Linked DNA regions of Homo sapiens: region 1 is linked to region 2. A link is a loop called in an ENCODE intact Hi-C map of the cell type or tissue named here. Cell type or tissue: HCT116. All regions are shown on one strand. Each heading gives the region's core, and the rest is flanking DNA. Links, peaks and the distances in the headings are about the cores only.

Region 1 (2,500 bases), core at 1-2,500, 230 kb before region 2:
CTTTTAAAGAATAAAGTTGTATAAATTAATTGAAAGTCAAAAGGGATTCAGCGTTCTAAATATTTATTTATTTGATTTTGTCTTAAAGGTTAACAGCTTTTGCTTTAAGAGTACTTGGACAAGTAAATAAATACGTAGAGCAGAACCAAAATTCAATTTGTAATTCTTTATTGTGGCTAGTTGAGAATTATCAATTAGATAATGGATCTTTCAAGGAAAATTCACAGTATCAACCAATAAAATTACAGGTAAGGAAACCAAATGCACAAATTAGCAATAGTTTTATTTAGTTTGAGTTTTATTCTCATCTGATTATGGGAGGATGAAGAAGAAGAAGAAAAAAATGTAATTCTGCAAGAAATTCCTTTGTGAACAAGCAAAATATACAAAGGTCTTTCCCATAATATCTGAAGTGAAGCGATCTTCAGACAGTTCACTAGAGATCAGAGAAGTGATATCTTAGACCTCTCGTTTAACGGGGTGGAGGTAGATGGGCAAGTGAAAGCACTCAAGCGAGATAGACCCAGGGCTTATTGAGAAATGGGAAGCAGGAAGGGAAAGAGTGGGAGATAAGGCTTAAAACACAGAGTAGAGGCCAGGTGCGGTGGCTCACGCCTGTAATTGCAGCACTTTGGGAGGCCAAGGCGGGCGGATCATGAGGTCAGGAGTTCAAAACCAGCCTGGTCAATATGGTGAAACCCCGTCTCTACTAAAAATACAAAAATTAGCCGTGCGTGGTAGTGCACGCCTGTAGTACCAGCTACTCAGAAGGCTGAGGCCGGAGGATGGCTTGAACCCGGGAGGCGGAGGTTGCAGTGAGCCAAGATCAAGCCATTGCACTCCAGCTTGGGTGACAGAGTGAGACTCCATCTCAAACAAACAAACAAAAAACAGAGTAGAATCAGGTCATTTCGCCTTAAAGACACCATTTCACTCCCCTTTTAAAACATTGCTTCTTTTTAGGGTACCTTGCCTGTTGAAGCCCGAGAGAACAGCTTATATCTTACAGCCTTTACTGTGATTGGAATTAGAAAGGCTTTCGATATATGCCCCCTGGTGGTAAGTAAGAGTTTTCTTTCTCTCACACCCATCATCTATTTCTGTACTATATACTGGAGGGGCCACCAATCAGAAGACCTTTTGTTTCAAAAGCTTCTTTTCCTTCTTTCCAATAACTTGAAAATAACTTAAACTCCAGAATTGAAAGATTTCAGAACAATGATAGATATTAGAGACCACCTAGTCCAACCTACTCATCGGCAGTTGAGAAAGCTGAGGACTAAGTAAGGTGAATTCAGTTTCCCAGTGTCACAGGCTAATAAATTGTAGAGCTGGGTCTAAAACTGATAGCTGGGACTGGGATGGAAGAATGATCCAGTGCCCCCAGCTTCTCTGTCTTATCTTTGCTAAATCCTGCTTTATATGTTACTGTTATCCTATAGTGAAAGCATTCTGTATCATGCAAGTACTGAGGATACACAACAGCAAATGTGTATCCTCCAAATCCTTCCAAACAACATTTGCTTGGAAACGGGAGAAAAGTGATGAGCCACCTAAGTAAATCAACATAGAAGATTTCCAAGGTTGAGATGGAAAATCTCAAGTGGATTTGCAAAACTGGAAGCACAAAACAAAACCATTTGTTTTCAGTTTGTTTCAGAAGCTTAACAAGACAAAATAATCAATGAAGACTAGTTCCCAGGCACCTAGTGGCCACATGGGTGAGAGATGCATGTGGAGCTGGGAGAGGAGGCAGGCAGGATGTTAGCAGCATCGCAGCAGGCTTTCTGCTGGCCCACTTGCCCAACACAACCATTTTGGTGGCGTCAGGACTAGTGATCGGGACTATTTACCCAGGCATTCTTAGGATCTAAAAGTACTGTGGCAGTTAGGGTTTCTTTCTGCTACTTATTGTTTTATTTATTTATTTTTTTAAGTGTAACTCCTTTTGAACCTGTGTGCCTGTTGCAACTACGCTGAGAGGGAACAATAAAAGTTGTGTCTATGGGCCGGGTGCAGTGGCTCACGCCTGTAATCCCAGCACTTGGGAGGCCGAGGCGGGCGGATCACAAGGTCAGGAGATTGAGACCATCCTGGCGAACACGGTGAAACCCCGTCTCTACCAAAAATACAAAAAAAAAAAATTAGCCGGGCGTGGTGGCGGGGCGCCTGTAGTCCCAGCTACTCCGGAGGCTGAGGCAGGAGAATGGCGTGAACCTGGGAGGCGGAGCTTGCAGTGAGCCGAGATCGCAGCACTGCACTCCAGCCTGGGCGACAGAGCGAGACTCCGTCTCAAAAAAAAAGAAAAAAAAAGAAATTGTGTCTATGCTCGGTGCCTTTTCTTCCTGGAGGCTAGGTCTGACGGTGTACTCAGAAACTAAAGGCACAAAACCTCTAAAAGGAAAGTGAGAATTCAGAGGCAAAAAGCTTAACCTGATTTGGACAACCTCATTGTCCCTTCCAAGATTATGCTCTGCTCCTTCTCTCGGAGGGATTTGCT
Region 2 (8,572 bases), core at 3,376-5,875:
TTGTTTGTATTAGGCATTTTGATCTAACAGAATCAGCTAAGGATAGTGGATCCTGGCTTTACACATTTCTTTGACCAAACCCAGCTGGCAACTTGAAGTTGTTACTGTGTGGCTTCCAGATTGCCTAGAGGTGAATCCTACCAACATCACTGTTTTTTTTGTTTTGTTTTGTTTTTTTTGTATGTTTTTGAGACAGAGTCTTGCTCTATCCCCAGGCTGGAGTGCAGTGGCGTGATCTCGGCTTACTGCAACCTCAGCCTCCTGGGTTCAAGCGATTCTCCTGCCTCAGCCTCCTGAGTAGCTGAGACTACAGGCGCGTGCCACCACGCCCAGCTATTTTTGTATTTTTAGTAGAGACGAGGTTTCACTATGTTGGCCAGGATGGTCTTGATTTCTTGACCTCGTGTTCTGCCCGCCTCTACCTCCCAAAGTGCCGGGATTACAGGCGTGAGCTGCTGTGCCCGGCCCCAGCATCACTTTTATAGCTTTCTGTGCCTCTTCCTCTGGGCCTTGGTGTATGAAGCCACTTGCCTTTCTCTGTTGGGAAGCGAGCAGAATCAGATTGCTACTCATGATGCAGTCCGGGCAGGGCATACTGTCACCTTTGCCTGTGGACACAGTTGTCAGGATAGGGGAGAAGCCCTTTAGGTCCGTCTTCTTGACACAGCCCTCCTACCTGGTTACGCTGGTGCTTTCGCTTGGTTTAGACAACCAAGACACTTGAGAATTATGCTGTCCTCAGAATGTCTGATGAAAAGAACAGATTCACTTTTTTGACACAATGCCCATTAGCCATCTTTGGCAGTGTTTCTGATCAAAGGTTCCCCATGCCTGCTCTAGGAAAGTAAACTTTTTTCAGAATAAATCCTCAAATGGATTACTGAGTAGTCTTTGCACCATTCCCATCAGCCTAATCAGACTGAATGGTCACGCTCAGTGCAAAAAGCTGTTTTGCTGTTAGGATGTTTCAGTGTTTCTTGTCTTTCCTGGAACAGTTCAGTTGTTTAAATTTAGTAATTCAATCCTGACCAGTGTAAACCCACTTAATTATTGCAGCCTAAAGAATTCAGCTACTTCTACTCTTCATAAATGTGCCCAAGTAAATATGTGTTTTTAATATTCAACCCTGGAAAATTAGTAATTCAGATGATAAAAGCTCATGTTTTGGTGTCTTTGTACTCAGATTGTGAACAGGCATATTTCACTGATTTAGACTTAGTATACTTGATGAGAATGCTCAGGTTGAAGAGATAGTTCTGTCAGCAATCCAACATCTATAGCAATGTGGAAAAAGTAATCAACTCATATTTCACGAATTTGATGTATGTTGTGATTTAGAGGGCATGAGATAAAGTTTATATTTGAACTGTGTGGGGTAGGGGGAAGAAGAGGTTGCTTAAGCAAATAGTGGGGTGATTGTGGAACAAGATGTCTCTAAGATGAGAAGTTATTTTCTTGCATCATAGAAGCACTCTTTTTACCCGTGAGTGATTGTGTTAACTATAAATCATTTATATCTGTACATTAAAGCAGATTCCCTCAATTAGGCAAATTTGGTTAGCCAAGCCCAAGTTATTGTTTGTACTTGAAAGTAATAAAGCTGCATTTCCTTAAAAATATATTCTGTAGTTAAGACTTTGTCTTGCTTTCCCCCCAACCACTTCAGACATTTTATCCAACCAATGCAGGGACTTTTCAAAAGTCAGTGTGTTTTTGAAAATAGAACAACCCCTTGAGTGATCTGAGGTGGCTCTGTTTTTTTACTGTTTCTGCATCTTCTAGAAGGTAAACTCAACAATATAACCATTTCTGAAGGTGATCCAAAAAGCAAAACAATAAAGGTAAAACACAAGGAAATAATTTTGGTGAATTTCATGAATAGTTGCAAATGAAGGGATGGGGTGGGTAAAAGTCCCATTTTGCTTCCAGACCTTGGAATAGTCTTCCTCTCTTTTGCCCAAGGATGTGTCTATCCAGCACATCTTTGCATGAGTTCTTTCTTACTAACTTAAACTTACGGGGCTTCTTGTCATTTGAGTACCACGGCCCTGCACCTTTGATCCCCTGACAGCATCATTAAGGGCAGATTGTCATTCCTGTTTTACAGATGAGAAAGCTGTGGCTTGGTAAAGTGATTCATTGCCTAGAGGAGTTATAGTAAGTGGTGAGGCTGAAGCCCTGATTTTCAGCCCCCACACACCTGGATTTTTTCCATGTTTTCATGTTTGTCTGTTCTTTCTGTATTTCAAGTCTCTTCAAATCCCGACTGCTGCCTTCTGCCTTCACCACTTGTGTGCACTGTTCAACCTGTCTTATGCTTTGCTTCCAGGGAGTCTCCCCAACCACTTCTTTGAGCACTTACTTGCTCTTGTTCAATCTTGGTAACTCTCCGTTACCATCAGGGCACATCTGGATTCCTTAACATCATGGAGCCCTAGCTAATTTCTTCGAGCAAACAGTTCTTGCTCCTCTATTTATTTCCACCCTTGCGCTTTGGGTGTTAATCTCCCATCCTCGTGGAAAGTTCTTGATGTTCCTTTCCACCAGTCCTAGGGCCAGGCTTTAATCCCATTGATCTCCCACTATCTTTAAAGCCTCTGCTGACCACCATACCCCACTCCAGCCTCACTGAGCATTTTTGTGTAAGGTTAGTGGTGCAGTTCATTTAGCAATAAATACTGTTGTACCTTTTGCAGTAGACAACTATTAACTTTCATCCTTGATTCTCAGTTTTTTCCAAAATACAAGTGAATACCTGGTTTCCCCAGCAACATTGTAAGATTGAGAGTAGGAATTCATTGAGATTTTAATGAATTCCATGGATTGTCTTAAGAGCTATCTAAACTTGGAAGAAAAATAACTTCCAGAGCATCTAAAATTGAAAATAAAAGATCAGAAGCAAATGAAAGATCAATTCCACACAGCTTTTCCTCTCTTAGACGTCCCTCTTCTGCCATATCCTGTAAACATCTGAAGTGTTCTGAGTACATTTGGAGAGAATATTTAATGATCACACTGTGATTAGACATGAGTAGTCCCTGCCAGTGGGATGTTCCTGTCCTTTGCATTTTAACCACATGTTCTGTGCTCTCTGTGGTAAAGATAATCTAACAGTAATAAAAACTTATGGAGAAAATTACCCAGAGCTCCTTTATCATTACGATTTTTAATACTCTCTTCTAATCCTTATGCACATGTGTATGGATTTATGTACTGCAAATCATTGTTTTGTAATACATTCTCAAAAATGTGCTTTAGGTTTTTACAACTACCATAATATTTTGTAATTTTCCTTCATTACTGTAATTTGCTAAACCATTTCTGTTTTGGTAGATAATTAGGTAGTTTCCAGTTCTGCTTTTTAGAAGATACTACAGAGAACTTCTTTGTGCATATTTCCTTAGAACAAGTTCCAGTAGAAGACTTACTCGCAAAAGCAGTGGAATTTTTTCTTAGTATTTTCTGTTACAGGTACAGAAGAGTGCATACAACACACAGTTTTGTCGAATAGTTATGAAGTGAACACTTGTCTAACCACTGCCCGAGTCAAGAAAGAACATTTCTAAACATGTTTGCCAATTTAATAGATATAAAGGAAGTATCTCAAGGTTGCTTTAACTGACATTTCTTTAACACATGACAACATTTTTATGGGGGAGGGGACTAGAGAGAAAATGACATATTTTTATGTGTGCTTATTTGTATCTCTTGAATTCTGTCTGCATCTTTTACCCATTACACTTTCAAATACTTGTGAAATCATTGGTCGAGATGAATTATGGCTATAAATAAAATTTCACTAATCTAATTATCACTGATTTAGAAATAATAGTTCAACCCAAGACATGCGTTGAAGTGTTCTTTCATTACATAAAAAGGATTTGTGTCAAGTAAACCTATACACAATCTGTTTACATATTACTGGTTTATATGGTACATCACAAATTATGCAAAAAGTAGATCTAGTAAGACCCAGTACCAAAGATTAGAGCTAGTCAACAATACTATTTAAAGGAAAATATGGACAGTCATGAGTCAAAATGTTTTTTCCCCAAATTAACCATAATATATATTGAAGTTTAAAATGAGGAATTCATTTTGGAAAGCAGCCAAGCACAGATTCTAAGAACATAGTAATCCTGTGTTTTATTTTTACTCAATGCAGACTCGAGGGTGTCAGGTGTGCTTTTATATCTCCAGCTTCTAAGTTCAGAGAGGAGATTTTCTATCTGAAACTTTTTATAGGATAGCAAACATTCCTGAGTTTCTTAGTTCAGCAGGTTTAGCCATGTAAGGCAGCTCTTGGGCTAGTTGATCTTTCAGGCTTTAAGGGCACAAGGCTTAAACTCTATTTGACAGAAGAAGAGAAAAACAACACTTAGGAAGTCTGTATATTGGAAGAAATGGAGAGGTGGAAATAATAGACTAAGAGTTATTTTTTTCATTTTCCTTTTCTCCCTCACCCGACTATGTCTTGAGAACAAACCATGTCTCATTCTTCTCTGTGCTCACATCACCTAGAACTACAAAGTAAACTGGAGGAAGGATGGATGGATGGATGGATGGGTGAATGGGCCTTGGGTTGGTCTACATTGATTTTCTGTAATCCAGTGTTCACAAAATGTACTTTCCTTCCAGCATCACCTGGAAACATCAGCATCACCTGGAAGCTTGTTAGGAATGCTAATTATCAGGCCACACCCAGACCTAATGAATCAAACTTTGGGGCTGAAGACCCACAGGTGTTTGTGATGCCCACTAAGGTTGAGAACCCCCGGCTATTATCTAGCCTGTTCTGCCACCTAGTGGAAAATTTGGGAGTTGCAGCTAGTAATGAGAGCCAGATTCCGTTGCTGTAGAAGACGTTTAATTATACCAAGGACTTTCTTGCACTTAAGGTTACTGCACATTCTGAGACTGAGTTTTGTTCTTGTCGCCCAGGCTGGAGTGCAGTGGCGTGACCTCTGCCTCCCAGGTTCAAGCAATTCTGCCTCAGCCTCCTAGGTAGCTGGGATTACAGGCGCACACCACCATGCCCAGCTAATTGTTATTTTTAGTAGAGATGGGGTTTCACCATGTTGGCCAGGGTGGTCTCAAACTCCTGACCTCAGGTGATCCGCCCACCTCAGCCTCACAAAGTGCTGGGATTACAGGAGTGAGCCACCGCACCCAGCCTAAATGTGTTCTAATACTGTACTTGCCTTCTACTTTATTTCCAGTTATCATAGGGCATGTCATGCTAAGACATCAGTAGGCAGCAGAAGGAACTGTCAACAGAGTAAATAGACAATCTACAGAATGGGAGAAAATATTTGCAAACTATGTATCTGACAAAGGTCTAATATTCAGCATCTGTAAGGATCCTAAGCAAGTCTACAAGAAAAAAAAACCATTAAAAAGTGGGCAAAGGACATGAACACTTTTCAAAAGAAGACATGTGTGTGTCCAAAGAAAGCATATTTAAAAAAGCTCAATAACTGATCATTAGAGAAATGCAAATCAAAACCACAGTGAGATACCATCTCACACCAGTCAGAATAGCTATTAAAAAGTCAAAAAATAACATGGCCAGGTGCAGTGACTCAGGCCTGTAATCTCAGGACTCTAGGAGTCTGAGGCTGGTGGATTGCTTGAGCCCAGGAGTTTGACACCAGCCTGGGTAAGAGGGTGAAACCCCATCTCTACAGAAAATACAAAAATTAGCCAGACGTGGTGGCATGCGCCCATAGTCCCAGCCATTTGGGAGGCTAAGGTGGGAGAATTGCTTGAGCCAAGAAGGCATATGTTGCAGTGAGCCATGATTATGCTACTGCACTGCAGCCTGGGAGACAGAGCAGGACTCTGTCTCAAAAAAAAAAAAAAAAAAAAAAAAATTTTTTTTTGACCGGGCCTGGTGGCTTACGCCTATAATCCCAACACTTTGGGAGACAGAGGCAGGTGGATCACCTGAGGTCAGGAGTTTGACACCAGCCTGGCTAACATGGTGAAACTCCGTCTCTACTAAAAATACGAAAAAAAAATTAGCTGGGCATGGTAGCAGGTGCCTGTAATCCTCGTTACTTGGGAGGCTGAGTCAGGAGAATAGCTTGAACCTGGGAGGCAGAGGTTACAGTGAGCCGAGATCACGCCACTGCACTCTTGCCTGGGCAACACAGTGAGACTTTGTCGTATCAAAGAAAAAAAAGAATGAACTTTGGAGAGGTAGAGAAAAGGGAACACATATACACTGTTGGTGGGAGTGTAAATTAGTTCAACCATTGTGGAAAGCAGTGTGGTGATTCTTCAAAGAGCTTAAAAACCAGAACTGCCATTCAACCCAGGAATCCCACTACTGGGTATATGCCCAAAGGAATATAAATCGTTCTACCATAAAGATACATGCACGTCTGCTGGGTGTAGTGGCTCATGCCTGTAATCCCAGCATTTTGGGAGGCCGAGGCAGGTGGATCACCTGAGGTCAGGAGTTTAAGACCAGCATGGCCAACATGGTGAAACCCCATCTCTACTAAAAATACAAAAATTAGCCGGGCGTGGTGGCACGCACCTGTAGTCCCAGCTACTCGGGAGGCTGAGGCAGGAGAATCGCTTGAACCCAGGAGGCGGAGGTTGCAGTGAGCGGAGATTAAGCCACTGCACTCCAGCCTGGGCGACAGAGTGAGACTCCATCTCAAAAAAAAAAGAATGAGAAAAATATTTTCTATTTGCTTATTTTTGTATTTTCTAAGTTTCCCACAGTGAGCATGAGTTTTTGTTGTTGTTGTTTTTGTTTTTTGTTTTTTTTTTGAGACGGAGTCTTGCTCTGTCGCCCAGGCTGCAGTGTAGTGGCACGATCTTGGCTCACTGCAAACTCCGTCTCCTGGGTTCACGCCATTCTCCTGCCTTAGCCTCCTGAGTAGCTGGGACTACAGGCACCTGCCACTGCACCCGGCTAATTTTTTGTATTTTTAGTAGAGATGGGGTTTCACCGTGTTAGCTAGGATGGTGTCGATCTCCTGACCTCGTGATCTGCCCACCTCGGCCTCCCAAAGTGCTGGCATTACAGGCTTGAGCCACCGCGCCCGGCCGAGCATGAGTTTTTTTAAGAATAATTAATTTTTTTTTAGTTATATAATACAGCTGCAGGCATCTTTTAGCTCAAACTCCCTCTTTCAGGAAACACGTATGAGGTTTCTACTCTGTATCAGGCATCGTGCTGGAGCCTGGGGATATGTAGATTAATCGTGTATGGTCACTGTTTCTGGGAGCTCAGGTTCCCTAGGATAGTACACACACAAAACCCAAGAGGTGTCATGAAGGAAGCACCAAGAAGGAAGAAGTTCTACTTAAGGGTGATAACCAAGGTTCCATAGAGGAAGTAACTCTCCAAGAGATTTGTAAGCTAGTAGAAGGATTCTAGATACAGACTTTCTATAAACTGATACTCTTTGTTTGCTGGCTCTAGGTTGCTAACCTAGATGCATGGTTGGTGGAACTGTATCACTCATCGGGTCTTTATTAAATATAGGAACACAGAAGACACTGCTAGAACTTGAAGGCAAAAATCATTAAACAACTGAAAACACAAAATGAGCAGGTTGGTGGTGGTGCCAGCCTGGTTTTTAATCTCTTCAAATCCACACAAAGAACAGCAACTAGGCCAGGCGCGGTGGCTCACGCCTGTAATCCCAGCACTTTGGGAGGCCGAGGCGGGCGGATCACGAGGTCAGAAGATCAAGACCATCCTGGCTGACACGGTGAAACTCCGTCTCTACTAAAAATACAAAAAGTTAGCCGGGCATGGTGGTATGCGCCTGTAGTCCCAGCTACTCGGGAGGTTGAGGCAGAAGAATCGCTTGAACCCAGGAGGCGGAGTTTGGGAGGTTGCTGTGAGCTGAGATCATGCCACTGCACTCCAGCCTGGGCGTCTCTGTCTCAAACAAACAAACAAACAAACAAAAAACCCAGCAACTGAATAGCAAAACCAAGGGCCCAGACAGTACTTTCAACAAAGCTAGGTACAAGGTAACTTCATGAGCCCCAGAATACAGTAGTTGAGGCGAAATACCTATTGCCACAAGAACATTTTTGTAGGAGGAAAATGAAGGAAGGAAAAGAGATAGTATATGAGAGGCCTGAGAACAGGAGAATCCAAAATAGGCAACAGGTGATCAATGGAGAGTTGGGCTGCCAATCCTAAAATGTCAGCTGAAGCTGGGAGAGGCTCTCCAACAGTGGATGAGAACAAGGACCTAAGGCAAGAACGCCTGAAAGGGCTGGAGCACTGTAGCCCTTATAAACAGTTGAGGCTGATCGGCTCTCTTTTAGGACAAGGCCCCACACCAGGGAAAACTCCTGGGGCTAAAACTCCTGGGAGCAGGACAGGGACAAGAGAGGAAAGTAAGAGATGGCCCAGACTCAAGAAAGGATAAAGACAGAGGCAGGAAATGCCAGAAAGCAACTTGCAATATGTTTGAATCCATACATAAGAGAAGAGGGACTGCTCTGAGAAGGTTGAAAAGCTTGCCTGAACATACACTCATTCCAAAAAGTCAGGAAAACAAATTTTACATAAAAATAATATAAAAGTATCAAG

What was found. Peaks named below come from ENCODE experiments on the same cell type or tissue, not always from the same donor. Only the 100,000 strongest peaks of a DNase experiment are listed, where the experiment ranks them.
Region 1: it touches region 2 in a loop (5-fold over the local background); 19 of 110 quality-filtered maps call a loop at or near these places.

Annotation. Positions count from the first base shown.
Region 1 is chr9:120,980,403-120,982,902 of GRCh38, reverse strand. It overlaps C5 (complement C5), which reads left to right. Exons shown (of 41, transcript NM_001735.3): 26 at 89-248; 27 at 964-1,059. Among named protein-coding and RNA genes, the nearest start is that of C5-OT1, 29 kb to the right of the region's middle. In HCT116, for the core only: a CTCF peak has its summit at 1,070 (motif pointing left); a DNase peak (open chromatin) is centred at 1,042.
Region 2 is chr9:120,752,244-120,760,815 of GRCh38, reverse strand. It overlaps FBXW2 (F-box and WD repeat domain containing 2), which reads left to right. Exons shown (of 8, transcript NM_012164.4): 8 at 1-3,842. Among named protein-coding and RNA genes, the nearest start is that of FBXW2, 37 kb to the left of the region's middle. In HCT116, for the core only: a CTCF peak has its summit at 4,779 (motif pointing left); a DNase peak (open chromatin) is centred at 4,815.